Regions from separate parts of the Homo sapiens genome. Here all the other regions are linked to region 5. Evidence: read pairs that join two places in POLR2A ChIA-PET (ENCODE). Cell type or tissue: MCF 10A. All regions are shown on one strand. Region 1 overlaps SLC38A4-AS1 (SLC38A4 antisense RNA 1). Region 2 overlaps SLC38A4-AS1 (SLC38A4 antisense RNA 1). Region 3 overlaps SLC38A2 (solute carrier family 38 member 2). Region 4 overlaps SLC38A4-AS1 (SLC38A4 antisense RNA 1). Region 5 holds the start of LOC124902923 (a long non-coding RNA gene). Region 6 has its middle 150 kb from the start of SLC38A4. Region 7 overlaps SLC38A4-AS1 (SLC38A4 antisense RNA 1).

Region 1 (4,000 bases), 70 kb after region 5:
AGGTTTTTAAACCAAAAATCATTGCTTATAGATAATGATCATTTAATTTTTTCTTTTTAAACTACCTATTTGGTTGTGTATTTCATCACACTTTTGACTTTTTAGAATATTGTAAAGTAAAACCTTTGGTTTTAGTCACATACACTTGTACTTCAAGCACTCACAGTCCAGCTTCCGATGACTCTGCAGATGTGGGTTTCAGCAGCCAAGGTGTATTGCACCTGCTCATAGACCTTGGGAGTGTAACTTTCTCTGTTTTTACAAGATGTGCTCACTGCTTAATGATATCACAGATGCTGTTGCATTTTATTTCTAGATTCCAAGTTATTTTCTTGAATGTGTGAGAAATATAATTAGAAAATTAAATATTTTTGAAATTAAGAATAGAAATAAGTGGGAAAAAATGGACTGTAAAAAAAGAAAGGACTATTCTGTGAGACCAATTTATGACAGAGGTGATTTAACTTATAAATGCTTCATCACACTTTACCCCTAGGCGGGGTTGCCAAAATCATGAGCATGTTAATGTTAGCTGGTGCTTTGTGTGCTCAGAAGATATCACTAAAGAAGCCGAACACGGTGGTGCATGCCTATAGTCCCAGCTATTCAGGAGGCCAAGACGGGAGGATTGCTTGAGCCCAGGAATTCAAGACCAGCCTGGGCAATATAGCGAGACTGACCTCATAAACAAAACAAAACAAAAAACAACCAAAAAAAAAAAAAATAGATATCACTGTGAAAGGAAAATAAACCCCAGGAGCCCCAAATCACTAAGCCAAGGGAAAAGTCAAGCCTGGAACTACATCAGGCAAACATGCCTCCCATTTTATTCCTCAATAATACAGCTACAGGCTGGGTGCTGTGGCTCATGCCTCTAATCCCAGCACTTTGGGAGGCTGAGACAGGTGGATCACCTGAGGTCAGGAGTTCAAGACCAGCCTGGCCAACATGGCGAAACCCCGTCTCTACTAAAAATACAGAAATTAGCCAGGCGTGATGGCAGACGCCTGTAATCCCAGCTGCTTGGGAGGCTGAGACAGGAGAATTGCTCTGTTCTGTTGAATTTCACCCTGGCTATGGAAACCAATAGCTTATCTTCACAGGTGTGGGACAGAAAGTCATCCCTATGCTCATCTGAGACAAATGCATACCTGATTGCTTCCTCTGCCCTATTGTTTATGTAAAAATGCAGATTGACTGAGCCAGATTACATTGTGTATTCAGTGAAAGGCTGATGAAGGACTCAAAAGAATGCAACCTTTTGTCTTTTACCTACTTATGACCTGGAACCCCAACCCCCTACCAGAACCAATGACAATGTTACATATGCTGATGTCTCTTATCTCCCTAAAATATATAAAAGCAAGCTGTACCCCCACCACCTTAGGCACATGTTGCCAGGATCTCCTGAGGTTGTGTCATGGACGTGTTCTTCACCTTGGCAAAATAAACTTTCTAAATTGGTTGAAAAATAAATAAATAAATGCTTCATCAGTGATACATACGGATGTTACCAGAGTGATGTAATCTTGGTCAACAGATATTGCATGTCATTCAGTTCCTATTTTATGTTCTTTCCATCTACGTTCCTATTTCCTGGAATAGGAGTTGCTACAATGGCAGCAGCAGGCATCTTTAGTTTAGTTTTTCAGACATGAAAGGTACCTACACATATTTGTATCTTAGAAAGGTCACTCTGATAACACATTGAAGGATAGATTAGGGTAAGGCAAAACTAACAATAGCAAGACTAGTTAGGTGCTAAAGTAATACTGGAAAGAATGAAGAAGTGGGGCAGATCTGTGAGGTCTGAGGAGGTAGAGTCAGTTATTCTTGAAGAATGAGATGCAGGGCTGAGTAGATGAGAAATCAAGTATAGCTCCCCAGTTTTTTGATTTGATGATTGAGATACAGGGCAATACACCATGTGCTGCTGGAACCCACATCTGCGGTATCTTGGGAAGCTGGACTGTGGTTGTTTGAAATACAAGTGTCTGTGACTAAAGCCAAAGGTTTTACTTTACAATTTTGATGCCAATATAAGTAAAGAATAGAAGAGGAAAAGTAGGCATGGGAGAGAAGACAATGCATTCAGTTGTGCAATACTTTGAGTTTCAGATGCCTGTGTGACATCAAGTGGAAACGGTAGTTGATTCATGCATTTGGCACACAGGAAAAAACACAAATGCAACAGGCTTTCTATTCAGTCTCTTTCTTTCTCTGCGGCGCAAGGAAATAATGAGGGGCAGGAACACAGCAAGAACACAAACAGAACACAGTAAATGACTTCTGTATGCACTCAGTTGAGACTCTTCTACGGAAGTTTTATGTTTTTCTTTATTATGGTAAAATATACATAACATAAAATTGGTCATTTTAACTGTTTTTAAGTGTGCAGTTCAGAGGCATTAAGTACATTCACATTGTTGTGCAACCATCACTATCATCCCTCTCAATATTTCTTTTTTTAAAATTTAATTTTAAATTGACATATAATAATTGTACATATTTATGTGGTACATTGTGATGTTTTGATATATATATAATGTGTAGTGATCAGGTCAGGGTAATTAGCATATTCATAATTTCATTTTATTGTGTTGAGAACATTTAATATCTTCCCTCTAGCTATTTGAACCTATACATTATTGTTATCTATAGTCATCCTATAGTGGTATAGAGCACTAGAACTTATTCCCCCTATCTAGCTGTAATTTTATATCTTTTAACAAATCCATGCATGTCCCCACCTCTCCCTACCCTTGCCAGACTCCAGTATCCTCTGTTCTACTTTTTACTCCTAGGAGATCAAATTTTTTTAAATTATTATTTATTTATTTATTTAGCTTGTGTGAAAACATGTAGCCTTTATCCATTTATCTGTTATTGGATACCTAAGTGGATTCCATATCTTGGCTATTGTGAATAGTGTTCCAATAAACATGGAGGTACAGATTTCTCTTTAATATATAGATTTTGTTTCCTTTGGATAAATACCCAGTAGTGGGACTACTGGATCATTTGGTAGTTCTATTTGTAGTTGTCTGAGGAGACTGCATACTGTTTCCATAATGTCTGTACTGTTTACATTCACACCAACAGTGATTAAGAGTCCCTTTTCTCTACATTCTCACCAGTATTTGTTTTCTTGTCTTTTTGACAATAGCATAATAGCCATGCTAACTGGGGTACCTAATTGTGGTTTTGATTTGCATTTCCCTAATGATTAATGGTGTTGAGGATTTTTTTTCAAACACCTGTCGGCCATTGGTATGTCTTCTTCTGAAATATGTTTGTTCAAATCATTTGCCCATTTTAAAATTAGATTGTTTGGATTTTTTTGCTGTTGAGATGTTTGAGTTCCTTGTATATTCTGGGTATTAATTCCCTCATAGAAAAATAGTTTGCAAATATTTTCTCATATTCTGTCCATTGTCTTTTCACAGTGTTATTGTTTCCTTTTATGTGCAGAAGCTTTTTAGTTTGATGTAATCACATTTGTTAATTTTTGCTTTTGTTGCCTGTACTTTTGAGGTCGCAGCCATAAAATATTTGCCTAAATCAATGTTCTGGAGTGTTTCCACTGTGTGTTCTTCTAGTACATTCATAGTTTGGGGTCTTACATTTAGGTCTTTAATCCATTTTGAGTTGATTTTTGTATGAGGTAAGAGGTAGGGGTCTAGTTTCATTCTTCTGTATATGGATATCTAGTTTTCTTAGCATTGTTTATTGAAAAGACTGTCCCTTCCCCAGTGAATGTTCTTGTTGTCTTTGTCCATACCATTTGCCTATAGATACGTGGATTAGTTTCCGGGTTCTCTATTCTGTTCCACTGGTCTATGTGTCTGTTTTATACCAATACCATGCTGTTTTGGTTACTATAGCTTCATAGTATATTTTGAATTCTGGTAGTATGATGCCTGCAGCTTTCTTCTTTTTTCTATTGGCTGTTCTGGCTATTTGGAGTCTTTTTTGGCTCCATACAAATTTTAAGATTTAT
Region 2 (4,000 bases), 62 kb before region 5:
GAACTACCATTCAACCCAGCAATCCCATTACTGGGTATATACCCAAAGGAAAATAAATCGTTCCACCAAAAAGACACCTGCACTGCTATGCTTACCATGGCACTATTCACAATAGCAAAGACATGGAATCAACCTAGGTGCCCACCAGCGGTAGACTGGACTAAAAAAATGTGGTGAATATCCACCAGGTTCACAATGCAGCCACAGAGAAGAATGTATTCATGCCCTTTGCAGTAACGTAGATGCATCTGGAGGCCATTATCCTAAGTAAATTAATGCAGAAACAAAACCAAATACCACATGTTCTTACTTTTAAGTGGGAGCTAAACATTGGGTACACTTGGACACAAAGATGGGAAAAATAGACACTGGGGATTCCAAAAGGAGGGAGAGACAGAGGGAGCAAGGGTACTATGTTCACTACTTGGTTTATGGGATCATTAGAAGCTCAAACTTTAGCATCAGGTATTATACCCATGTAATAAACCTGCACATATACCTCTTGAATTTAAAATTAAAAGCAAATAAATAAATGAAAGAATTGGGCATAACCCTCAAAAAAATTCCAGAATGTGGGGCACTACTCTGGTCTCTTCAGGTCAGTGGGATGGGAAAAAGAGCAGGTGATGGGGCACAGGGGGAGCTATATTAAGATAAACTAAACTTGAGAGATGTAAACATGAAAACAATGTGTAATTCCGTATTGGATCCTGTTGGGAGAACAAGTTTGAGGGACAATTGGGATTCTGAATAAGGACTAGATATTAGAATTATTATTATAGGAATCCCTAAATTTTTAGGAGTGATAATGGTATTGTGGCTATGTTAAGAAAACTCCCTAATTTTTAAAAGATGCATGCCAAGAGGTTTACGAGGGAGGCATGCTATTATCTATAATTTACTTTGAAATGGTTCAGTAAACAAATGAAAAATAGAAGGATGAATGGATGGTTTGATGAATAAATGGAATAAATGTGGCAAAATATTAAAAAACTGTTCTCATATGCAATTGCTTATGAATCAGACTTAGTTTAGTAAAAACCAAACAGCAAGATAAAATAAATTGGATACTGAGGTTATTTTTAGATTTGTTATTACTGTCATGAATAATCTTCAATTTCAAATTTATGTTCCTTAAAACTTATTGTTACCATTGATTAATCTTATAATATATGTTACAAAGTTGAACTGATAAAATATTCTAATAAAATATTTATTTTGCTGTCTTTTATGTTGTAGATCCACATAAGGTATTCTTTGAAAACCCAGTTTAGTTCACAAGAAAAATGGAAAACAGATTTAGTCTTCTTGCCTTTTACGTTGCAGACATAGAACTTGTCATTGTAAATGCAGTGTCAGTAGGTCAATGACCCAAAAGTCCCCGTTCTTTGTGCTGAAAAATATCTGCAGAGAGGGAATGTTAGATTTCTGTAAGTGAAATTCTGAACAATACTAATTGTTTGCTTACCTGCAATGTATGGGTTGTTAAGATAAAACAGGGTGGGAACCTGATCTACCCAGGCATATCTTTCATGTGAATGTGAAGGAAATGATTCATTGACAACCCCAAAGACCTTGCTGGGAAAACACAGCTCAGTATTGCATCATCAAGCATTTGAAAACAAAGTGTCAGGAAACAGTTTAGAAATCAGTCTCTATCACTTTCTCTTATTAACTAGTTGTTTGTATTAATAAGAGTAACCACCACTTGTGTTTTGTTTTGTAGTTTATTAAGTGTATTTGTGATAACTTTTGGAAGTAGTAAGGTAGGTCTCATTACTCATTTTTCAGGTGAGGAAAATGAGGCTCCCAGATTTTCAGTGACTTGTTCAGGATTACACAGGCTGAAAGTGGAAGATCCATGTATTACTACATCTGGGTCTACCTAGGAAATGGGAGGGCATCAATTGTGTAATATAATCTCATAGAAACTCGGTTTTCTGAGCTCTAAGGAGGGCATAATGCTTATTTTACAGTATTGTTATAAAAATAACATGAAATTATATAAAGAAGACATCTAGGTCAGTATTTTCATATACATGGAGTTCGGTACATATTTAGTCCTTTTTTTTTTTTTTTTTTTTAGATGGGGCCTTGCTCTGTTGCCCAGGCTGGAGGGCAATGGCACAATCTCAGCTCACTGCAACCTCCACGTCCCAGGTTCAAGTGATTTTCCTGCCTCAGTCTCCTGAGTAGCTGGGATTACAGGCGCCCACCACCACGCCCAGCTAATTTTTGTATTTTTGGTAGAGATGGGGTTTTCCATGTTGGCCAGGCTGGTCTTGAACTCCTGACCTCAGGTAATCCGCCTGCCTTGGCCTCCCAAAGTGCTGGGATTACAGGCGTGAGCCACTGCGCCCGGCCCTTTTTTTTTTTTTTTTTTTTTTTTGAGACAGGGTCTTACTCTGTTGCTGAGGCTGGAGTGCAGTGGTGTGATCTCGGCTCACAACAGCCTTGACCTCCTGAGCGTAAGTGATGCTCCCACTTCAGCCTCCCAAGCAGCTGGCACTACAGGCACATGCCACCACACCCAGCTAAATGAGGCACCTGGCCTCATTTACTTTTTAGTGCCATGTTTATAGTCCTGTAGCTGTAATCTTAATCTGTACCTTAAATTTTCCACTGTCTAATTCCTTATATACCATCTTAGTAAGTTACAGTATTGCTATATTGAATCTTCAGTATAGTACTTTTCCAGGAGACTAACTGACAGCAAGCTTCTCTTGCTATTTTAGTTACTAATTCCTTCCCCCACTTTTGGGCAAAAGGCCAAGAGTATTTTGAGGAGATTAAGATGAACCTACAATTTATTGAATCATACCATTAAATAGAGTCAGAGTGAAGTTATAATACATTTGCAAAGTGACATATCTAAAGGGGCAGTAAGCAGCAGACGTAAGCAAAGTCATAGAAATCCATTTATCTGCCAACACATTTATGTAAGAAATTACACTACTGGTCAGGAATTTCCTGCTGTATGTCATTTTTTTTTTTTCTTATGGAACTTTTCAATAGCTTGTAATGGGCTGTTGTGCCTCCTCTTCAGGCTTGGCTGTTATCAGTGCCACTCAGATATCCCTTCCTATTCAGTGTGGAGTGCTTTGTGACACTTATGAATGGGTGCACCTATTTTTTAACTATTAGAATGTTGATTTATATCACAGAAGACTCATCATTTCTGCTTCCCTACACATAGGCCTGTTGTAAGAATTTACTGGTTTCAAACATGTATTAATTATATGAACTTGCAGGAAAAGAATGCCATAAAATTGAAAGCTACATGTGAGTTTTATAAGAGATAATTTTCTACCAAAATAATATGCAAAGGTAATAATTGGGGAAAATTTCTAGGCAGATGGGGAAAGAAATTCAAGTGTTTCTAATTATGTAGATAATGCTGAGTGAAAGGAAGAGCACTGTAGAAGGAATACTTGATGTGTAGCAGAAAACCAGAGTTTGAGTCTAGGCTCTGCCGTCTGCTAGATGAGCGTGGGCAAGACACCTAGGGCTGCAGTCTCATATACTTCAGCTGTAGAAATGGCCACTGAATCATATTTCTTAACCTCTGTTTTATTTTATTAGGAAAAATGTAACACCCCAGGAAATTTTAGTTTGCAGACGTGGTGTAAAACTTTACTTATGCAGCCTTATTTCAGTACGCTTGCGTATACAATCGAAGTATTTAGCACTTCAATGTTTGCAGAGATAATTGGCAAATAGAAAGTAATATAAAATAAATAAGTAGATTTAATGTTTTCTAATTTTCAATGGAGAAATATGGTTATATATATTTTTAAATTAGATTCAGCAGTAGGAGATTCAATGAATTACTTAGCCTCCTAAACATAAATCAGCTTCATCCTTCTCCTTTTTTTTTTTCAATTTTATATCAACAAACTGCCAGGAATGAGAGAAAAATTAATATTTCCTGAGAATGACTTTTGCATCAGTTGCATGCAACTGTTGTAAATTGTATCCTATCAGATATTTTGATTCACCT
Region 3 (4,000 bases), 130 kb before region 5:
GAGGCGTTACTTACCGTAAAATGTTAGGTATCCAAAGAGGGCGGCAAGCAGATACATGAGAAACATAGCAAAAAATGAAATCTTGGACACATTCATCATTCTTCTACGGCTGCGGCTATGTAATTCAAGAGAAAATTCAAATATATATTTCAGCAGCAGTTACAGCAATTGTCTAATATTTTCTCAAATTTATGTAAAAATGAAATACTCACTCTTTCAGTTCTTCATAGATGGGAAGAACAGCAGGATGACAGACAAATGAAAAGATCAGAATTGGCACAGCATAGACAGTCTGAAAGAAAACGTAAAAATCTACTTAATCTGATGTAACGAACTCATGCTGTCACATTTCCGCAGCATATATTTTATGTAAACAATCTTAGAATCAAAGCCTAAGTTTCCTTTGTGTAATTAGCTTCCATTCTTCTAATCTGTTCATGAAGTATGATCAATATCCTCACTTCTGAATGTGTCAATTATTAGCACCATATGATTATCTCAATTCTCAATCTATTTTCAGATGTAAACCAAAACTTTCTTCACAGTCCTCAATAATTAGCTAATCACATGTTTTCTATAAAGCACCTATTATCCTCCTCCCTTTACCCTGGGAGTGAATAGCTTCCCTCTTTTCTTCCCTAAACTCTTCTTTTGAGAAAATAAGCATATTTAGTTACCTGTGAGTTGAAAATAAAATAGTGAGGTCTGCAAGAGTCATTTTCAGTCACGTTATGTGACAAAGCAGGTACAAGAGCTGTTGGCTGTGTTAAGGTGGTGTTTATTGTTTCGTTAATTATCAAAGCAGCTTCCACAGGACACGGAACCTGAAATTTCTTGCAAATGACCTAAAAATATATTATTTTGCATGTGTTAAACTAAGTGACATGGCAGGGCTTATAAAAAATTTTTTCTAAAAAAAAAATCATACCCACCACAATCAGAAAGAACACCATACACAACAAGGAAAGGCCACTGGTATATCCCAAATATCCTATAAGGAGGGGTGGCAGGAATCAGTATTAGTTTAATGAAACAGATTTAAGGCAAATATCTTTTTCCCACTGAATAACTCAATTCTGCTGGGAAGACTTTAGGCACTAAAGTATGTGTATAGCACTAAATTTCTAATTCTTATGATACTAAATTATAGATTTATTTAAATATACTTGTCATAACCCAAGCTAATAAAAACTATCATTTGCATTATTTCTTACAAAGCACAACATATAGTGTCAATTAAATATTTTGGCTCCTAAATTTTGCATGCTGTAAGTCCCAAAGATATACCTTTCTACTTTCTAGGGCTTTTTCATTCTGATTAATTTCTATTCAGAGAAAGCCCAACTAACTGGTGAGAGGCTCATTTCAATTCTCTTTAGAGATGAGTTTGCTCACCTAAATTTCTAAACAGCGACAAAGGAAGAATGACCACCAATGACACCAACAGAACCAAATAGTTCCCGTTCAGATACCACAATCTAAAGAAAACAGAAACAAGGTCAAAACAGTCACAAATATCCTCTGAAAAATATACACATCTTCTAACAGGACTCATTTCATAGGAATACCATGAAAACAAACACACAAAAAAGACATGTTTGGAAAAAGTTTCCCCTGTTCAAGATAGGAATAACTTTTTAATTTTGTGTGCTAGATGAACATTTACTCAGGTTAGAAGTCGGGTATAAAACAGTGTAACTTTTGTCCCACTACTTGCTCTGGGAAGGCTGCCAGCTGATTCATAACACAAAATGCTTCTCAAAGACTTGATACTAATGCAGGGAACAAAGCTTGTTTGTTAAGCCAGTAATCTTATCTTTAAGCACTTTCAGAAAAATTGTACACCAACTTTGGTACAGCTTTAGCATGTAATTTCTAATGCTGGAAACTAAAAAATTTTAAAACAAGTTTTTTTCCAGATGCGTTAGCAAATATTATTAAATATTTCAATGAGGAAACGTTTTCATAAAATGCACAGGCAAACTGCCCCCCCCATAAAAAAAATTATAAAACTCAGTCCCCCAAACCAGGACTTATTCCAGGTTATCAGAGTATGTTGTGACATCTTGACCCACCTTTAACTCCAAAGACAGCCAAAAATATCCCTTTTGAACTTTAGAAAACATTATGTATATCCTCTAAGCCTTTTTCTTTTTAGGTAAATCATGAATTGCACTGTCTTCTAAATCACTATTTTCAAATTCTAATTGCCTCATGAATTCTGTTCACTTCAGCAGTAAGCACTCTGCAGAACACCAACACTTAAAGATCAGCTTAAAAAATTAAATTTCTAAAGCCACATCTGAGATAACAGCACTTCTCTATTTTGACGTAATGAGCTGCACATAGGGTGGGAAGTAAATTATCCTTCCCCATGTTTACTTTAGATAAATACCTGTGAGTTCACTGGGATGAGTAACTTTGCTAGAAGAAAATGGTTTCTATAGCATGCCCAAACATTTTCTGGCACATGTTGAGTATCCCTTATTCAAAATGCTTGGGACCGAAGTGTTTTGGACTTTGGAGTACCTGCACATACATATTTGAAGTATCTTGGAGATGGCACTGAAGTCTAAACACAAAATTCACTTATGTTTCCTATACACCTTCTTAAACCCATAGCCTAAAGGTGATTTTATACAGTATTTTAATTAATTTTGCACACCTGTCACGAGATCAGGTGTGGATTTTCCACTTGTAGTGTCATGTTGGCACTCAAAAAGTTTTGGATTTCAGATTAGGGATGTCCAGCCTGTATTTTGCATTGAACAGATTAAGTCTTAAGAATTCCAAACTTACAAAAATAAGACGGATTAATTTTTAATGTAATTCAAAGCTTCAGTCCTCACTTAGGATATATATTAAAAACACCTATAACTTCTTTAAGTATGAACATAAAGACAGAAAGCAAGTTCTAGAAAACCTGTTTTAGAAATTAAGATATCCAAAATTGTAGGGCTAGCTACTATCTTTCGGCCTTTCCTTCTCCAAAGTTCGAATCAGTTTACGGGGATGGGGGGCCTTCTTGGTCAGTTTCAAAAGGAACATTTATGGATAATTAACTAATCATTTTGTATACAACTTTGATAAAAATGTATCTAACCACTTTTGACTATAATTGTTTCTTATGAGTAACCTTACTTAGCACCTACCCAGTTTTATCTTCAATGTTCGTTAATGCCTGGATCACCAAAGGCAACTCATATTTCACTATGAAGAGGTAGCTTGACATAGCTGGAGGAAAACAAAATTATACCATTACAAGTGCAAAACGCGGCACGTGACACTAAAACGCATGTGTCACCATTCTGTGCTCCACAATGAGCATAAAGTCTACCCAAATAATCTTTTGAAAAATTCTTACCTCCAATGTTCTGCATTGTAATTGATCCAGATGCTGCAAGCTTTCCAACTAATCCAAATGCCTTATATCCCAATTGTTCATATAATAAAGACCCTACAATTTGAAGACAGAAGCATGAAGCCAAGGATTTTAAAAGAGAAATAAAATGATAGGTATACATTGTTTTAGAAAAATCAAGAATGCTATCATACCTCCTTCATTGGCAGTCTTCAAAAGGAGATGAACAGAATACAGGGAAAATATTGACACAAATGTCAAGAGAATTCTGGTGAGAGAAGGAAAAGGCATAGGGTTATAAATAAGCATGGCTATATTTAAAGACAACTCTTTCTGGATGTTTAAATAACATTATGTGTGCAACTTGTCCTATTTGTGTCAAAATGCCCTGAAGAACTGGCATTTCCTCTCCTACTAACTGGAATGGCAACACTGTCTCTTGGCTGGCAGTAAAAACTTGCATCATTTCTCAGGTGATAGTTCTACAGCATTGGTTAGGAACAAGGATGTCTACCCACTGAGCCAAACATAGCATGAGACACTGGAAAGCTCAACTTCCCAGTGATGGAGTTTGAAACTTGTATTTTGATTCTGGCACCACAATAATGAGCTGTATGCTTGCCACCTTTCTGCATTTCA
Region 4 (4,000 bases), 90 kb before region 5:
CATTAGTAGAAATACCTAATGTAAATGACAAGTTAATGGGTGCAGCACACCAACATGGCACATATATACATATGTAGCAAACCTGTACATTGTGCACATGTACCCTACAACTTAAAGTATAATAAAAAATAAATAAATGAAAAGAAAATGCAGTGAGCCATGAGCATACTGTTGCTCTCCAGGCTGGGCAACAGAGCAAGACCCTCTCTCCAAATTTTTTTTGTTTTAAAAGGAAGAAAGTTTAAAAAAAAAAAGACGGAGTGATGTAGTGTGCCAGGTACTGCTGACAACGTGAGGGAGAGGAGGCCTGAGAACTGACTATTGGATGTAGCAACAGGGAGGTCATTGATGACTTTGACAAGAACTATTTTGATGAAGTAATGAGGATGAAAGCTATTTGGAATGGATTCCAGAAGGAATGGGAGTAGTTGGACTGGAGGCAGAGTAGAGACTACACTTTAGAGGAGTTTTACTCTAAAAGGGAAGAGAAATAGGGTCATATCTGAAGGAGGATGTGGAGCCAGGAGAGTTTTAAAGAATCTTTCAAGTGGAAGAAATTATGACAGCACATTTGTATGCTGGGAATGATCCAGTAGAGAATAACAACTTGATGATACAAGAGCAGGTGGACAATTGCTGGAGCAATGTCTTTAAGTCGGTAAGAAGGATGGGCACCAGTGCACAAGGGGCAGGATGGGTCTTAGCTCAGAGCCTGAGCTATTCAACCATGGCTACAGGAGGAGACACGGTAGGTGTTTGGACACAGAGATATATACATGGATTGGAACATAGGCACCCACTCTGGCTCATCAGGCCTCTTGCTGGCAGTTAGTACATTTGACAGATGAAAGTGTGGTCCGTGGTTCTTGTGCCATGTGCACCAGTGTGCTGCATGAAAGGCCAGCCCTCTCACTCTCCCCTCATGGGCACACACAGACATGGGCTCTTTCCAGGCCTTTCTTCTTGTCCTCACCACTTTCTTTTGGTAACATAGCATTGCATTTATGTCCATTCTGCAGTTTAAAAAATCTTGAGCTGAGACCAGCTTAGCCATTAACATAAGGTCACACACTGATAAATGTTAGATCAGTCTCTTCAGAGATTTGATGTCCATTCAGGTGCACAGGGTTGCCTTTTACCAGATGGAGGGGAGCTCCAGGTGTGTACAATGTGCACATGGCCTTTGCCCCATTTGCTGAGAAGGGGCTTGGAGCACTGGGGAGCCTTCTCTCCTCATAACCTTTGAGGGACCGCACTCTGACCACATTTTGCTGTCTGCTCATCCTCCTCCATCTTTAAGTCAGCACTCCGCTTTTCCCTTTTGCTCATTATATTTGGGGAGAAGCAGGGTTTATGTGCACATTCAGTTGCCCCAATCAGAGACTTTTTGAACCTGGAAAAAGCCATTGTAGGACTTCTGGGCTAATCCTCTCCATATCTACTCCACCTTCTTCATTTGCCTATGTTGGCATCTCAGGCACTATCTACTATCTACTTCTAGTACTTTCTACACTCAAAACAGAAAACATACACACATGTGTAGGGGCGTATACACACACACACACACACACACCCACACACACACGCAGAGCTGCTTTGTTCCCTTTTGGAAGGAGCTGTAAGAGAAAAATTGTGAGGGTTTAGCCTGAAAACAACTCTCCCTGCTGTTCCCAGGGCTGTCATTGCAATGATTATTTGGGCCGCTGGAGGCGGGGCTTTGGCATGCATCTGGCAGTCACTGTAAAATGCATTCCCCTTAAAATCTGCTACTTTATATTAGGTGAGCTGTACACTCCAAGTAGTAGGTGTTTTCTGTTATACATACATAGTGTATTAAGTCTCTGTAGATGATTGTCATGTTATGGCTAACCAGTCTGAACTCTTAATTATAATGAGGCATTATTAAAAAGGTTCAGAGGTATATAGATGGATGAAAATGGTGTTTCACATATTGAAATAGGAATCACTTAACCAAAGAATATATTTCGATGAATCTTAAACTTGCCTTAAAAACAGAAGAGGTTAAAAAGAATTTAGAAAAAATAAAGTTTTAGAGTGTTTGAGAATGTGTATATAAAATATTTTCAAAGCCATAATATGGATGCTCTTATGGCTCAGAAGCATGCCTACTAGAACACGTCTCGGAATGAGAGATGTTTAATTCTGTCACCTCCCAGAAAGTTTTGCAGGGTTTCTCACTTGAATTTGCTTCCCTTTGCAACCTCTTGTCCTGAAGGCCCCCTTCCCACCTGGAAATGCTGAGGCATGGGTGTGATAAGAATCAGTCATTTTGAAGAGAATAAGATGATGACTTTATTAACATTTCCATATATGCTGATTGTGTGTGTGGCGGGGTGGGGGCTGGGGTGGAGGCTTAAGGCAAAAGCTAGAATTAGTCATATGAATTATGGGCTTGTTTGGAGACTGGGCCGCTCCTGTTCCCAATCAGTGCCAGTAAATCCTGCAGACAGCTTCAACACCACTACTCTGTTTCTATCCCACTCATAAAATTCCATGCCAAGGTAAAAACCACAATCCTCCCTTTCTTGGTTTTTCATGCAAAAACTATTTTAGAATAAATTTAAATGTCAAACCTTGAAGAACTTTGAATAGTGGAGGCTTCAGCTCATTTAGTTCACAGCATAGCTAAAAAATTTGAAAAAAATAAGGATGAAAGTACTAACATTTTAGAGGCCTATATTTTTCACCGAATTTCAGTTCCAGAGGAAGACAAAATTGCTATGTTGGAAGAATAGGATAAAAGAAGAAATACTGAGAAAAGCATAAATGTCAACAGCAGCACTTTCATGCTCGGGAGAAGCCCAGAGGCCCCATGTGTGAATAACATTGCAATGGCTGCTTTATGCAGTATGTAAATAAACACAGTCCCCACACCATTTAAAGTATTCAGCACTGACCTAAACAGGCCTAGACATAAAATGCCAGTCCAGACAGACGTTTGTGAATATACACACATAACACATTGCAGGAAGAACTTGGTGCCTTTTTCCAAATATTTTATTATGTACACATTTCAGATTAGAAACACTTTCAGTGTTCATAGTCTGAGCAATGGAAAACATTTTTAATCAGTCCTAGACAGCAGGAAAACTTCCTGCAGGAGTTCTACAAGGTTTATTCTTCATTTAACAGATGTTTGTTTATAGTAGAAGGCAGGAAGCTGTATGGTATGTCTCTAGCTTCAAAGAGCTTAAAATGTGGTAGAGACCTTTAGGGGAGTTTGGTCATCAGGGAATTAAAGATAACTTTCATACAGCTATGTGAGAAAAGTATAAAATCATAAAGAACAAAGAGGAGGCCACAGTTATGATTCCAAAATGACAAACTAAAGAAGAACGCCCAGGCAAGAACCAAGAACCAACAATACCATGCAATAATTATTCTGGTGTCTCCTATGTTACAGAATGTGTTCCAATGAACTTTGAGAATCTAATGAAAGTAATGGGCCCAGAATATCCATATATCCTCAAACATTTGCACAAAATGTCAGGGATTTTATGTCCTTGACAATGTCTGAGTCCATGGGCTTTGTATTTTAAATCTTTTATAGTTACATTTACCATGGTTAATGTGTTACAACTATTTATACTCCTGTCTCCTCCACTAGAGTACAAGCACTTCTAGCACAGCAGTACATTATGTTGTATATTTTATCCACACCCCTTTCTGTTTTGCATTGTGCCTGATGCATAGAAGGTAGTAAAAATGCTGACCACTCACTTGCCTACCTACCTCAGTGTTCAGGTGTTAGGTTAATGCAGCATCTTCCAAATATCAGTCATTTGAGTAACACCCTCACAATTTTTGCAGTAGTTGCTTACCACCTGTATTATTTTACAAGATAATGGTTTTTGGTGATAGACAGCATTAAATACTATCAAATTTCAAAGTTGAGCATGTTATTTTCATTCCATTTCCTTTTAGCTTAACTCACACCAAGGAGGCAGTCCTCATTTAGTTCTGGTGTATCTTTAATATC
Region 5 (4,000 bases):
TGAGTGTGAATATGTGAATTCACAGCCTTTCTCCACTGCAGAATGGTGAAACGATTCCAAGATGTTCTTCCTGGGTTTGAAGTCTTTGCCTGAACACAATTATGCAATGATTTGAAAGTCAGTTCCAAGATCTCTTGAACTGCTTATGAGACATTTTGTTTATTAAATAATTTTCTGAAATTGACTAGGTTTTAGTGACTCATGGATTCATGCAAACATATGCATGACATTTAGAATTATAGAACTAGAGGGGAAGAGATCAGCTAATGCACCCTGTGTTTTACAGTAAAGGAAATGGTGCCAAGAAGTCTAAATGACTTGCCCAGAGCTATATGAAGGTGTCCATGAGAAAACTGGGGCTAGAACCCAGACCTCCAATTCCCGGCTCGGAGTTCTTTCTTTTGAACAGATTTTCCGTGAATATTCTGATTACATATGCTATTTCCATGGTCAATGCTAAGCCCTTGGAAAAAAACAAAAATGACATTTTGCCCCCCAGTGATCTCAAGGTAAGATAAATATTTTATAATTGTAATGCATGGTGTCTTTAAAGAATGTACAATTCTCTGCAAAATTTATAACCCAGAAATGCTTTCAGGTACATTTAATCTTTACAATTCAGGTAAAGATTGTTATTTAATTAATTAATTAATTTTTTGAGACAGGGTCTCACTCTGTTGCCCAGGTTGGAGTGCAGTGGCATGATCATGGCTCACTGCAGACTTGACCTCTCGGGCCCAATTGATCCTCCCACTTCAACCTCCCAAGTAGCTGAGACTACAGGCACAAGCCACCACACCTGGCTAAGATTGTTATTTATGCTATATATGGAAACTACCAAGTAAGAGAGAGTGGCTTGGTCAAGGTTTCTAAAAATTGAAACAGACTTAAAAAAGATTGGGTTTTCAATTCCATTCTTGGAGTTTTTAAAAATGCAACATGAAAATTGATATTTAAGTATTTTTAAAAATGAGTATTAGTCATGGAGATAAGACTGTCCCTACTTCCCTCCTTTGTTTGGCTCTAAGCTGATGCTGGACTCTGCCCTAGTGTATCCTTAAAAGCTGATGTTCATGTCACGGCAACATTCCAATCCACAATGGATTGAGTTTTCCAGTTCATCAACAAAATCTCACTTACTTGAGAAAGGCTTGTCTGAAATCAGTAGTAGTGGTAGTAATAATAATAATAATGATAATAAACAATTGATATTTATCAAACACTGATTGTTTCCAGGTTCTGTTCTAGACACTTTACAGGTATTAACTGATTTGATCTTTCCGGCAAGCCTATGAATAGACACCATTATTATCTCAATTTTGCAGATGTTGAGACTGAGGCACAGAAAGCTTAAGTAACTTGCTCCACGTAACACAGTTAGCAAATGGCCGATAAGTTACATTTCGATTTTTGTTGTTCTTATTAAAAATGTTTACAATGATCATTTTTATATAATAACTCTAGTAGTTCAGTTATTTGTTTTGGGGCAAAGATTCTCCTTGAACCTCAGTTTTCAACTCTAAAACAATTGGGTTGAAGTGGTTGACCTTGAGGGTTTGCTCTAGTTCTACATGGTTACCAATTTATCACATCCTCTCACATCCTTCTTATGCTCTGTGGACCTAGGCTGTCCTGTCACACTCAGTTCCCTTCCTTCCCTGCCTTGCTCGATTTCCAGGGATAAACAAAAGTCACACATTTTTATCAGTTTTATTTGTATATAAACATAAGATGAGCTAGTCCTTCAAGACTTTTTAACTTGGGGAAAAACAAGGAAACTAAATAACCACTCCTGCTCTCCCTCTTTTCTCTCTCCCACTTCTTAAAATATTTGTTTTAGCAAACCCGTTTATCAAAGGTAATACAAAGTCCTCCACTAAGGAATATGAGGTCCAAAAATCCTACAGTTCTTTCCTTTATCCCAACATGTTTATACAGACAAAACCAGGTTAAAATCGACACAAGGTCAACTTGAAATGGGGAAAGAGGAAGGTGACGTCACAAAATAAACATGAAGTCTTGTGTACAAGCATCTGCAGAAGAGTTCAGCCTCACCACTTGGGTAATGCTGTTGGAATGTGGTCTGGGTTCACTGTATTTGAATGTAGGGCCGTTTAATATCAGCTAGTTCAGGACCACCCTTCTCACCCCCCATAAAGTGTGAGTCCCAGAAATTCTGCCCATATGTGAGTTTAATGGTAGGTTTGGGTACGGTTTGAAATGGAATCATCAGAAATTGTAACTTCCTTGACTCGGAATCAATGAGCTTTTCAAATAGTTACAGACATTGGAATTTGTAACTTTTCATATATAAAACTATCTTATGAGGTGCATATTTACCAAGCCTTGAAACAAACCCAAGTACTGAGATAAAAGTTCAAACTATATCGAGTGCATTGATGCTGAAAGGAACAGAAATAATTGTTTATATGTGTATTTGACATTCCACCCAGAAGGGGTTAAATCTCTGCTCTAGTTGATGTATTTTCTTCCTTATGAATTAAACACTAAAGTATGTCCATTTCATCACTTTCTTTACACACCTAACTCTCCCTTTATTGTGCCTTGTCTCCACTTGTCTGCAGAAAGATCTCTCCATATTTTGCTTCTGACGCCAAATAACCGTGATCACTTACGATGAAAGAGTATTGGTTAATAAGATTGTTGAGAAAGTTCTGTTTTGTTTATAAAGTCATTCCTATGTTTTTCATAATGTATCTTTTATCTTTGGACCAAGAGCATTGATCCCACATCTTTTTTTTGCTGAGTGTTTTCATTTGAGGTTGATTGTAACTATTTAAGGACATATGGTAACTACTTAAGGGCTTAATTATTCAATCATGGAGAGTTGGGTGGAACATGGGGACACAGAGGTTCGTTGGGAGATAGATGGAGGTTTCTCCTTACTACCTATGTGTCTCCCACAATCCTTTTACAGAGGGAGAGTGGTGAACTGTCTCCTGGAAAAGAGAAAGATTTATCCTTACATAATTTACCTATGTTTGTGCACTGAGCTGACATGTACCTCTGTATCAATGCTAACATCATTTCTCCCTCCCTTTTAGATAGGACTTTTATGAATCAGAGCGGGATTCTGTTAATTAGAAAGATGTGTGTGTGTGTTGAGCTTGGCACACCCTCTTTTCATTAGTGATAGAAGTGCCCGATAAGGGGCGGGGTGGGGGGGGGTCATGATGACCTTAACCTGGGTTCTAGTTCAATCCATAACCCAGAGGCAAAGGTAATGACGTGTGTATAATCACCACTTGAATTTTCTGCTCCACTGTATTTACATTAGAGGGAAACAAATCTTGTAATATGTACGTGCTTTCCATTAAGGATGCAGCACAAATATCAACAGTGTCCTTCTAAGTCAATATTTGCTAGGAAAAGCACAGGATGTTCTTGTTGTCATCATGGTACCAAGGCTTCACAAACTAATAAAAACATTGAAATTGTTACATATTCATACACAAGTACTATGAAGCATAACAGGAAAAAACAGGTCTACATTTTCATAAAATTAAATTCACACATGCTCTGATAGGCAAAAAGTTTTGTACTTACATAGATCATGGATGGAATTTCTGCTCTGTCTCTTGTGGGGTAAAGCAGCTTTAATATTTTATTGGAAAATAAAATTTCTTCTTTGTTGGATTCTCTTCAGATGAAACTGAATAGATGAATAATGTATATGTTTTATGACAATTAAAAAAAAGCCCTGTAATTTGTACAACTATGAGTGAGAGGAGTCAATTGACATTTGAAGCAAAAAAGATAGATAATGAGAGGATAAATGGATGGAAAATTCCACAGCTCAAAATCCCAATGGTTTCTTCAGGACAAGATTGTTACTTGAGAAGGCTCTGCTGAATTTTTGGCATTCCTGCATTATCTCACTTTGAAGATGGAATGTAAACTATGGTTTTCAGCCAGTACCACTGTTCTCTGAAGTAGATTCAATTTTATTTGCTGAAAGTTTTTGGTAACACCGATTTCT
Region 6 (4,000 bases), 180 kb after region 5:
TGATATGGCTTGGCTCTGTCTCCACCCAAATCTCAACTTGAATTGTATCTCCCAGAATTTCCATGTGTTGTGGGAGGGACCTGGGGGAGGTAATTGAATCACGGGGACCGGTCTTTCCCGTGTTATTCTCGAGACAGTGAATAAGTCTCACGAGATCTGATGGGTTTATCAGGGGTTTCCACTTTTGCTTCTTCCTCATTTTCTCTTGCTGCTGCCATGTAAGAAGTGCCTTTCACCTCCCAATATGATTCTGAGGCCTCCCAGGCCATGTGGAACTGCAGGTCCAATTAAACCTCTTTTTCTTCCCAGTCTCGGGTGTGTCTTTATCAGCAGCATGAAAACAGACTAATACAGTACTCAATAAATATTAGCTATTTTCATTACTAGTATTTTGATATTTTTCTCTGAATATATTTTGTTCTTAAAATGTTTTCTGTTCTTGATTTAATTTTTAAAACTTTTTGAATTGAAGTATAACATATATATTTAAAAATGCAGAAATCAAAGTGTATTACTTAATATTTAAAACAAATCAAACATATCCATGTAACGACCTAGGTCAAGAAATAGAATATTACCAGCATCTCAAGAATCTCCCATACAGACACATACAAGCACCCTACCAATGAAAAGTATCCATTATATATAATTCTCCTCAAAGGTATCCTTATTTCTAACACCATAGATTATTTTTCTGTTTTTGAAATTTTTATAAATAGAAGTATACAATATATAATATGTAATTTTTTTTGGTCTGGAATCCATTGCCTGAAATCGTATTTTTAAGAGTCAAGTGTGTTGGTGTGACATGTTTGGCTCTGTGTACCCACCCAAATCTCATCTCAAACTGTAATCCCCATGTGTCGAGGGAGGGACCTTTAATCTCCACATGTCGAGGCAGGGAGGTGATTGGATCAATGGGGGTGGTTTTCCCCATTCTGTTCTCGTGATAGTGAATAAGTTCTCATGAGATCTGACGGTTTTATAAGTGTTTGGAAGTTTCTCCCTCACTCTTTTTTCTCTCCTGATGCCTTGTGAAGAAGGTGCCTGCTTCCTCTTCACCTCCCACCATGATTGTAAGTTTCCTGAGTCCTCCCCAGCCATGTGGAGCTGTGAGTCAATTAAACCTCTTTCCTTTATAATTTTCCCAGTCTTGGGTGTTTCTTTAAAGCACAGTGAAAATGAACTAATACAGTGCATGCAGCTACAGATTTTTCATATTAATGTATAGTATCCAATTGTGTGATTAGAACACAATTTATTTATTCATGCTAATATTGATGGATTGTTTCCAATTTCATGATATATCATCAAAATATAATCACATTATTGGTCTTTTTAAGAACCAACTTTTGGATTTGTTAATATACTACTGGCTTTATGCTAGCTAATTAAGATCTGCTTTTATCTTTATTAACTCATTTGTCCTTCTTCCTGGCAGTTTTCTTTCCTAAGTTTAAGTTGAACACTTAGTTTATTTAGCTTAATTTGGTGAAGATGCGTTTGCTTGTCCCAGATTTTTCATGAGATGAGATTTTTCATGAGATGAAGTCTCTTTTTCATGAGATGAAGTCTAAATGCGTTAGGAGGCAAAACTTGGGTGTATTTTTCTGAACACAATTAAATCGCTTTTAAATGTTAGTTTATGATGTTGTGAGTTTTTGTTTTTTTCTTTGCACTTATTTTAGTGGGAAGTTGCACTAGGCTCCATAATTGCTGTCAACCAAATCCTGTATGAAGCTGGAAGTCTGTACTATGGAAAATCTGCTAATTGTATCCATGCTCCCATCCATCCATCCATCCATCTACCCATATATCCATAATTTTATGTGAAATACACCACGAGGTGCTAGAAACATTTAGGTGAACAGATAGAAAGGTTTTCTTAAGGAAGGACAAGAGGGAGCTGCAATTAAACAGGGACTGACAGGATCAATTTGCATTTTAGAAAGGCAATTCTGATGGCAATATGGAGAACAAACTGTAATTCAGCAAATTGGAATGTAGGAGCAGCTCTTCAGAAGAATGGATGACCTTCAGGTGCTCACTGTTCATGAGGAGCTGGTGAGGTGTGGCAGTGGTGCCAGGAGGGAACATTTTTTATTATATAAAGTCTTCATGATGCAACAGATCTATTTTTTTTGGCACACGAATAAGAAACTATGCCCTTAAAGAAGATAAAGTCTCCAATTGTTTCTTTTTAAAAGTTTCTTATCCTAATGTCTAATAGGAATCATTAGAAATTAATATTTTTCTAACTAGAGGCAAGTGATAATGTCTCAAAATTTCCACAGCTGTTTCAAACGAAATCTTAGCATTAATCTATTTCTTTTTCTGTGACATTTTAAATACTAATGTAGCATTCATAACACCTTTCCAGAATCCAAATTATATTTTATAGGAAGTAAAAATGTCTTTGAGCCAGGCTATTCATCCAAAGCATTAAGAGTTTCAGCTAGATAATTAGAGACTGGTTAAAAAAAAATGTGAATATGAAGTAGCAGAGCTAATTCTAATGAACCACCTAGGACGATTAATCTTATAAGTTTAATGTTCTGTCACTTAATATTTAAAAAAAATTTTGGAAATAAAAGACACCATCACATGATGACTAATCGAAGCTGGAGCATTTGAAAGTGATTTGAGAGGGAAAGTGAGAGGTACCTCCTGGTGAATATACTAGCTTAAGGAGCAATGTGGTATTTGGGTTTCTGAACCTGCAGGTTCTACAGCCTTGTGCTTATACCGTGACTCGTGAAGGAAAGGAGGCTGACACAGGTAAAGAAAATACCAGAAGTGTCATAAAAGAGGATTTGGTAATTCAGCAAAGCTCTGAGTCAGTAACTACCACAGGTCTGGCATGGCAATTGCAGGCCATGGATTATTAAAACGGCCTTGTTTGAAATGAAATTTAAAAATGGAGGTCTTAGCCCTGGATCTCCTTTTTGTAAATAGCATTTTTAGAGAACTGACCACAATGCTTGAAAAAGGTTACAATTCATCAACCTAAGCCACCCATTTATGGTTTGGTGTTGATGCTTTTCTCTACTCACTCTCTAAGGTTAGTTAAGATGTTGTTAGATTGTTTTCTCACCTTGATTTAGAAGAGAATGATGGTCCCTGGCTGGACAGGCACAAGGATATCTCTCTAGGGTGGTGAGGGGTGAGGAATGAGGGCAGATTGGGGATGAGGGAAGTGGAGGGAGAGATGGGAGGAGGAAAATAGCATGTGGAATTAAACACATCCAAAGTTTTTGGTGTTCCTTAGATGACATTTATCAAAACAAATAAATCGTTAAATGGTATTTAGTTGAGCAAGTACAGTAACTGAAAAAAGTAAATGAAGTATGAGTCTACTATATAATCAGAGTTTTAAATTCTTATTTTACTTTTTCTTCAATATGTAGTCTTAAGAATTATATGAGAGATGAATTCTTTATAAAGAATGAATAAATTCCGGAATCAAGATAAAAGCATTGTAAAGTTATAGTTGAAAGCAAAGGGTGAATATTGGAATTTTCAAAAAAATTTCTAATGCTCCAGCAAGGGGTTTTTAATTTATTTTTTAAACCACTGAATACCAATAGCTTCCAGGAGAGGGGGATAGAGAGTCAATTGATTTGACTGAGGCTCTATTAGAAAATCCAGTTTTAAAAGTTAAACCAGCCTGGCGCCGTGGCGCATGCCTGTAATCCCAGCACTTTGGGAGGCCGAGGTGGGCGGATCGCTTGAGCCCAGGGGTTTGAGACCAGCCTGGGCAACATGGCACTACTCCATCTCTACAAAAATACAAAAAAGTGGCCAGGCGTAGTGGCGCACGCCTGTGGTCTCAGAAACTCCGGAGGCTGAGGTGGGAGGATCACATAAACTCGGAAAGTCAGGGCTGCAGTGAGCTGAGATGCCGTCACTGCACTCCAGTCCAGGCACAGAGTGAGACCCTCTCTCAAAAGAAAAAAAAAAAAAAGAAAGAAAGAAATTCTAGTCTCTCAGGGCAATATTT
Region 7 (4,000 bases), 61 kb after region 5:
GGGCCAGTTCAGGTCTGATTTTTCCACATTAATTTATATCCTAAACTTTAGACTAAGGGCACCATTTCACATAGTGCTGTACCAAATTTTAGGAGAATCATTTCCTTCACAGTAGAATGTCTATCAAACCTATGTGCAATGTACTCTGCAATAATAAAGAAGCATTTTGCTAAAGCATGAGGAACTGAGCCTCTTGTTTTTGAAAAGTAGTTATGAAATCATCTCTTTTTGTTTTAAATCCAAGTAGACTAAATTTCTGATTGAAAAGAATTGAAGGTTTTGTTTTGCTTTGTTTTGAATATCACTCCCACCAGGAATTATCAAGTAGAATTTATTCTTAGAATATGAAAAGGGGTAGAGATATATTTTCAACATGCTCTCTAGATCATTGAACCAAAAAACCATAATTTTTGACATGTTTCAGCAGAACAATGGTACGAATAAGAGGCCATAGAACATGGTGGATAAGAGCACAGACTGGGTTTGCATCCAGGATCTGCTCCAGGACCTGGCTGTGTGTAATCCCTGTGTACCTCAATTTCCTCATCTGTAACATGGCGATAATTTCACTACCACTAACACTACCTATCTCAGAGGGTTATTAGAATGATTACACAAGTTAATATTTATAAAGTGCTTAGAACATTACCTTGGCGTATGTAATGGGTAAGCTGTTACTATCACCACAGATATAGGATTATTTATTTAATTGATGAATAAAAGTGGTATATATTTATGGTGTATAACATGATGTTTTGGGATATGTATACATTGTGGGAAGGCTATATTGAGCTAAATATATAATGTATATATTACCTCACCTACGTATCCTTTGTTTTCTGTGGTGGGAACACAAAATCTCTCTCAAGGGTACAATATTTTGTTATTAACTATCATCACCATGTTGTAGAATAGAGCTCTGGAACTTGTTTTTCCTGTCTAACTGAAATTTTGTATCTTTTGACTAACATCTCCTGAATCTTCCCCTCACTCCTGCCTCCAGCCCCTGGTAACCACCATTCTACTCTCTGCTTCTATGTTTGACTATTTTATATTCCAAATATAAGTGAGGTTATGCAGTATTTGTATTTCTCTTCCTGGCTAATTTCATTTAATGCTATGTCCTTCAGGTTAGATGTAGGATCTTTATATTAAAAAGACTGAAAGACGGTTTTCCTGTAAATATGTCCCATGTTCTTCTAGGAAAAGTCCTTTAGGTCTTGTCTTCCTATCTTCTGGTTTTAAATTTGTACCAACATTTCCTCTGTTTCACTAAATGAGGACTCAGTTTCATCTGGAAATCTCAATTCTAATCATTATCTAAAAGCCTCAACTTACAAATAGCATGCTATACTGGAAAAGTATTTTTCAGGAATCCCTCGATGATTAAAATGAACTGATATACAAATTAGAGAAGAAACAAAAGCATTCAATAGTGAAAATACAGTATTTTCCGGATCATAATAATTATGTGTTGTAATTCTATACGTATCAGTTTGTAATTTTCTGTTTTGTGATTATTCAATCAACCCTTGTCTTCATTTTTAGACTTTAAATTCCACAAGGATAGGGACTGTGCTTCGGTCATTATTAAATTCCAGCACCCATTCTCTGATATATAGTAGGCATTCAAACATAATTGTCAAATGAATGAATGAATACATACATGGCTTAGTAATAAAAATGATCCTTTGCAAGTCAATGTTTTTATGTAATAGTCTTTTAATAAGTTCACCTGTACTTAATAGGGTTATTCATACTCTTAATATTTCTATTAAGAAAGTAGAAGACTGACAGAGGTTAAAAGCGGCTCATTAACTTAGCAGAGAGGCAGGCTTGAGGAGGAGCCTCCAGTCTTCTGAGCCCCAGTTTGGGTTTGTTTCCGGTAAGATGACAAAGGATTTGGAGAATGAGGAAATGCCACCTTATTTCCCTTGTTAGTAGTTTTCCTTTCTTTCCCCCTGCAATAGTTTCATAACTTGCAACCTATAGATGCAGAAAGAAGAAGGGAGAGCATCTTCAAACAGTTAGTTAGGACTCTCCTTCTGGGAGGAAAGTGGATATCAAAGTACAGGATTGTTATATCCTCATGACTCAGAGCCCTGCATCCCAGGGGTGGTGACAAATCTGAAGCTCTGATGAAATTAGAACATACTGCTCACCCCCAGGCAGGTAGGTGTCTTGAGTATCAAAGGGTTAGTATCAACAGTGACAGTATTTAAAACGAATGTGCTATCTTACTGAGAAATTAACATGTAGGCAGATGTATAACTTTTAATTTAGTTATTTACTAAATAAATAATGTTTTATTTAGTGCCTGAAAATATCATACATAGAAAGATAGTTTTGACCATCTGGAAACTATTTTGGGGAAATTAAAAGTTTGGAGCTCAATTCTATCAATAATCCCCTCCTGCCTTTATTATTATTATTATTATTATTATTATTATTTCCCTGTTGCCTTGTCCTCAAATCAGATCCTAAAGCTTGTTTCCTATAAAGCAGTTCCCAACAAATTTGTAAGTCAGACTCTGTCCAATGTCCTCTGATATTTAGACATTCCTCTCTGATTTTGCTCTGAGTCACATGAACATATCACAGACATAAATGTTCTTGCTTTTTTGCTACTCTTAGAACATGTGGATATGATTTACTTCCTAAAACAGGATTCTTTGAACACCTACTTTCTACAAAATCCAACTCCCATGAAATCTGAGAGAGGTTTTCCTCTAAAGTATAAACCACAAGCATAACCAAATGAATTTTTTTTATTATACTTTAAGTTCTAGGGTACATGTGCACAACGTGCAGTTTTGTAATTTTTAAAAATCAAATTAGGCCATTAGAATAATGTTCTGTATCACTGGGATGGGAATTTAATGCTAGACAATTTAGGGTCATTATTATCATGCCAGGCACAACTGTCTTCAATTAGTTATGTCAAGGTGGGGATATAATTGTTGGACATGTTGGCTTCTTGTTTCATTCGGCTTCCATGCTGCATGAAGATTCCAGAAAACCATGATTAACTGGAATATTTGGGGAATGAAGACTTAAGTTTTATTTAATTTTTTAGTCAGCTTAAGTTTAAGCAGAAAGCACTTGGCTTTAGTTTTTGTTGAAAAACTTTCTAAAATAAGTTTATTTTCTTGCATCAAAAGGATAGCACAGTGGAAAGCTGTTTTCAATAGTTAAGAACATTACGAGTCCCTTGGGATCATTTTCTGACTCTTATAAAATGTTAACAGAGAGAGGGTTTTGAGATGAAAATGGATATGGAAACTAGTTAACAACTAGGCCCCTGGGTCAAACAGCTAGTTATCTCTGACTTTAAAAAGTGGACGATAAACTATTTATTGAGCACCTGCTATTTTACAGGGCATAGACTTTTCCCTTTAGGAGCCTCAATTCTGATGGGGAAGAGAGGGGTGTGTTTAAAAATAATTACTCTACAATGTTGTAAGTGCTTATGAAGGTATACAGCAAGTGCTATTGTAGCTCAGGGCAAGGAACTACCAATGGCCTAAAGGAGTCAAAGGCCTTCCTTTGGGAAAAATGATGGTCTGGGCCTTGACACACACATGAGTTAAATGGAGAAGAGGATGTAGGACATCCTTGATGTAATGAGTGAAACCTATGTAGGGCATGGTGTGTATGTCTTTGTGACAGGGCAAGGAGAGACTGGTAGCAGATGAGGTTGGACCAGCAGCCTGGGGACCATTTATACAGAATTCAAGCACTATTTTGCAAGTAAGGTATGACAGTGGAATAAACAATCTGACTTGTGTTTCAGAAAGATTACTCTTTTGGTGGTGGGAAAGAAGGACCGGAAGGAGGAAGCGACAATTTTGATAAATTATCCAGTTAATATTTCAAAAGAATCTTTTTACTGTTTGTTTATTGACCTAAATTATAGTTTGTATTTTTTATTTACCTTTAAGTAAGAAAACATTTCAGTTCTCTTCTCTTACTTAGGTGCTATGTTATTATCATCATTCTC

The links. Peaks named below come from ENCODE experiments on the same cell type or tissue, not always from the same donor. Only the 100,000 strongest peaks of a DNase experiment are listed, where the experiment ranks them.
Region 1: POLR2A ChIA-PET joins it to region 5 with 21 read pairs; 4 of 35 experiments call an interaction of 5 or more read pairs at or near these places.
Region 2: POLR2A ChIA-PET joins it to region 5 with 26 read pairs; 5 of 35 experiments call an interaction of 5 or more read pairs at or near these places.
Region 3: POLR2A ChIA-PET joins it to region 5 with 15 read pairs; 14 of 35 experiments call an interaction of 5 or more read pairs at or near these places.
Region 4: POLR2A ChIA-PET joins it to region 5 with 11 read pairs; 4 of 35 experiments call an interaction of 5 or more read pairs at or near these places.
Region 6: POLR2A ChIA-PET joins it to region 5 with 10 read pairs; 3 of 35 experiments call an interaction of 5 or more read pairs at or near these places.
Region 7: POLR2A ChIA-PET joins it to region 5 with 81 read pairs; 5 of 35 experiments call an interaction of 5 or more read pairs at or near these places.

Annotation. Positions count from the first base shown.
Region 1 is chr12:46,560,889-46,564,888 of GRCh38, forward strand. The region is part of intron 3 of SLC38A4-AS1 (SLC38A4 antisense RNA 1); the gene reads left to right. Among named protein-coding and RNA genes, the nearest start is that of SLC38A4-AS1, 180 kb to the left of the region's middle. In MCF 10A, no CTCF peak of the experiment used is centred here; a DNase peak (open chromatin) is centred at 2,113.
Region 2 is chr12:46,429,033-46,433,032 of GRCh38, forward strand. All of the region lies in intron 2 of SLC38A4-AS1 (SLC38A4 antisense RNA 1), which reads left to right. It overlaps LOC124902923 (a long non-coding RNA gene), which reads right to left. Exons shown (of 2, transcript XR_007063284.1): 2 at 1,200-1,404. Among named protein-coding and RNA genes, the nearest start is that of SLC38A4-AS1, 47 kb to the left of the region's middle. RefSeq lists enhancers at 1,314-1,815, 1,354-1,648. In MCF 10A, no CTCF peak of the experiment used is centred here; DNase peaks (open chromatin) are centred at 1,579, 1,839 and 2,819.
Region 3 is chr12:46,363,712-46,367,711 of GRCh38, forward strand. SLC38A2 (solute carrier family 38 member 2) reads right to left here. Exons shown (of 16, transcript NM_018976.5): 5 at 3,556-3,629; 6 at 3,365-3,457; 7 at 3,153-3,234; 8 at 1,396-1,478; 9 at 933-991; 10 at 678-845; 11 at 213-292; 12 at 15-115. Among named protein-coding and RNA genes, the nearest start is that of SLC38A2, 7.1 kb to the right of the region's middle. In MCF 10A, no CTCF peak of the experiment used is centred here; a DNase peak (open chromatin) is centred at 1,750.
Region 4 is chr12:46,400,214-46,404,213 of GRCh38, forward strand. All of the region lies in intron 2 of SLC38A4-AS1 (SLC38A4 antisense RNA 1), which reads left to right. Among named protein-coding and RNA genes, the nearest start is that of SLC38A4-AS1, 19 kb to the left of the region's middle. In MCF 10A, a CTCF peak has its summit at 1,713; a DNase peak (open chromatin) is centred at 2,428.
Region 5 is chr12:46,490,705-46,494,704 of GRCh38, forward strand. The region is part of intron 3 of SLC38A4-AS1 (SLC38A4 antisense RNA 1); the gene reads left to right. It overlaps LOC124902923 (a long non-coding RNA gene), which reads right to left and starts at 3,766. Exons shown (of 2, transcript XR_007063284.1): 1 at 3,568-3,766. In MCF 10A, no CTCF peak of the experiment used is centred here; DNase peaks (open chromatin) are centred at 127, 2,017 and 2,567.
Region 6 is chr12:46,672,262-46,676,261 of GRCh38, forward strand. No RefSeq gene overlaps it. Among named protein-coding and RNA genes, the nearest start is that of SLC38A4, 150 kb to the right of the region's middle. In MCF 10A, a CTCF peak has its summit at 3,594; DNase peaks (open chromatin) are centred at 2,080, 2,780 and 3,620.
Region 7 is chr12:46,551,471-46,555,470 of GRCh38, forward strand. The region is part of intron 3 of SLC38A4-AS1 (SLC38A4 antisense RNA 1); the gene reads left to right. Among named protein-coding and RNA genes, the nearest start is that of SLC38A4-AS1, 170 kb to the left of the region's middle. In MCF 10A, no CTCF peak of the experiment used is centred here; a DNase peak (open chromatin) is centred at 2,121.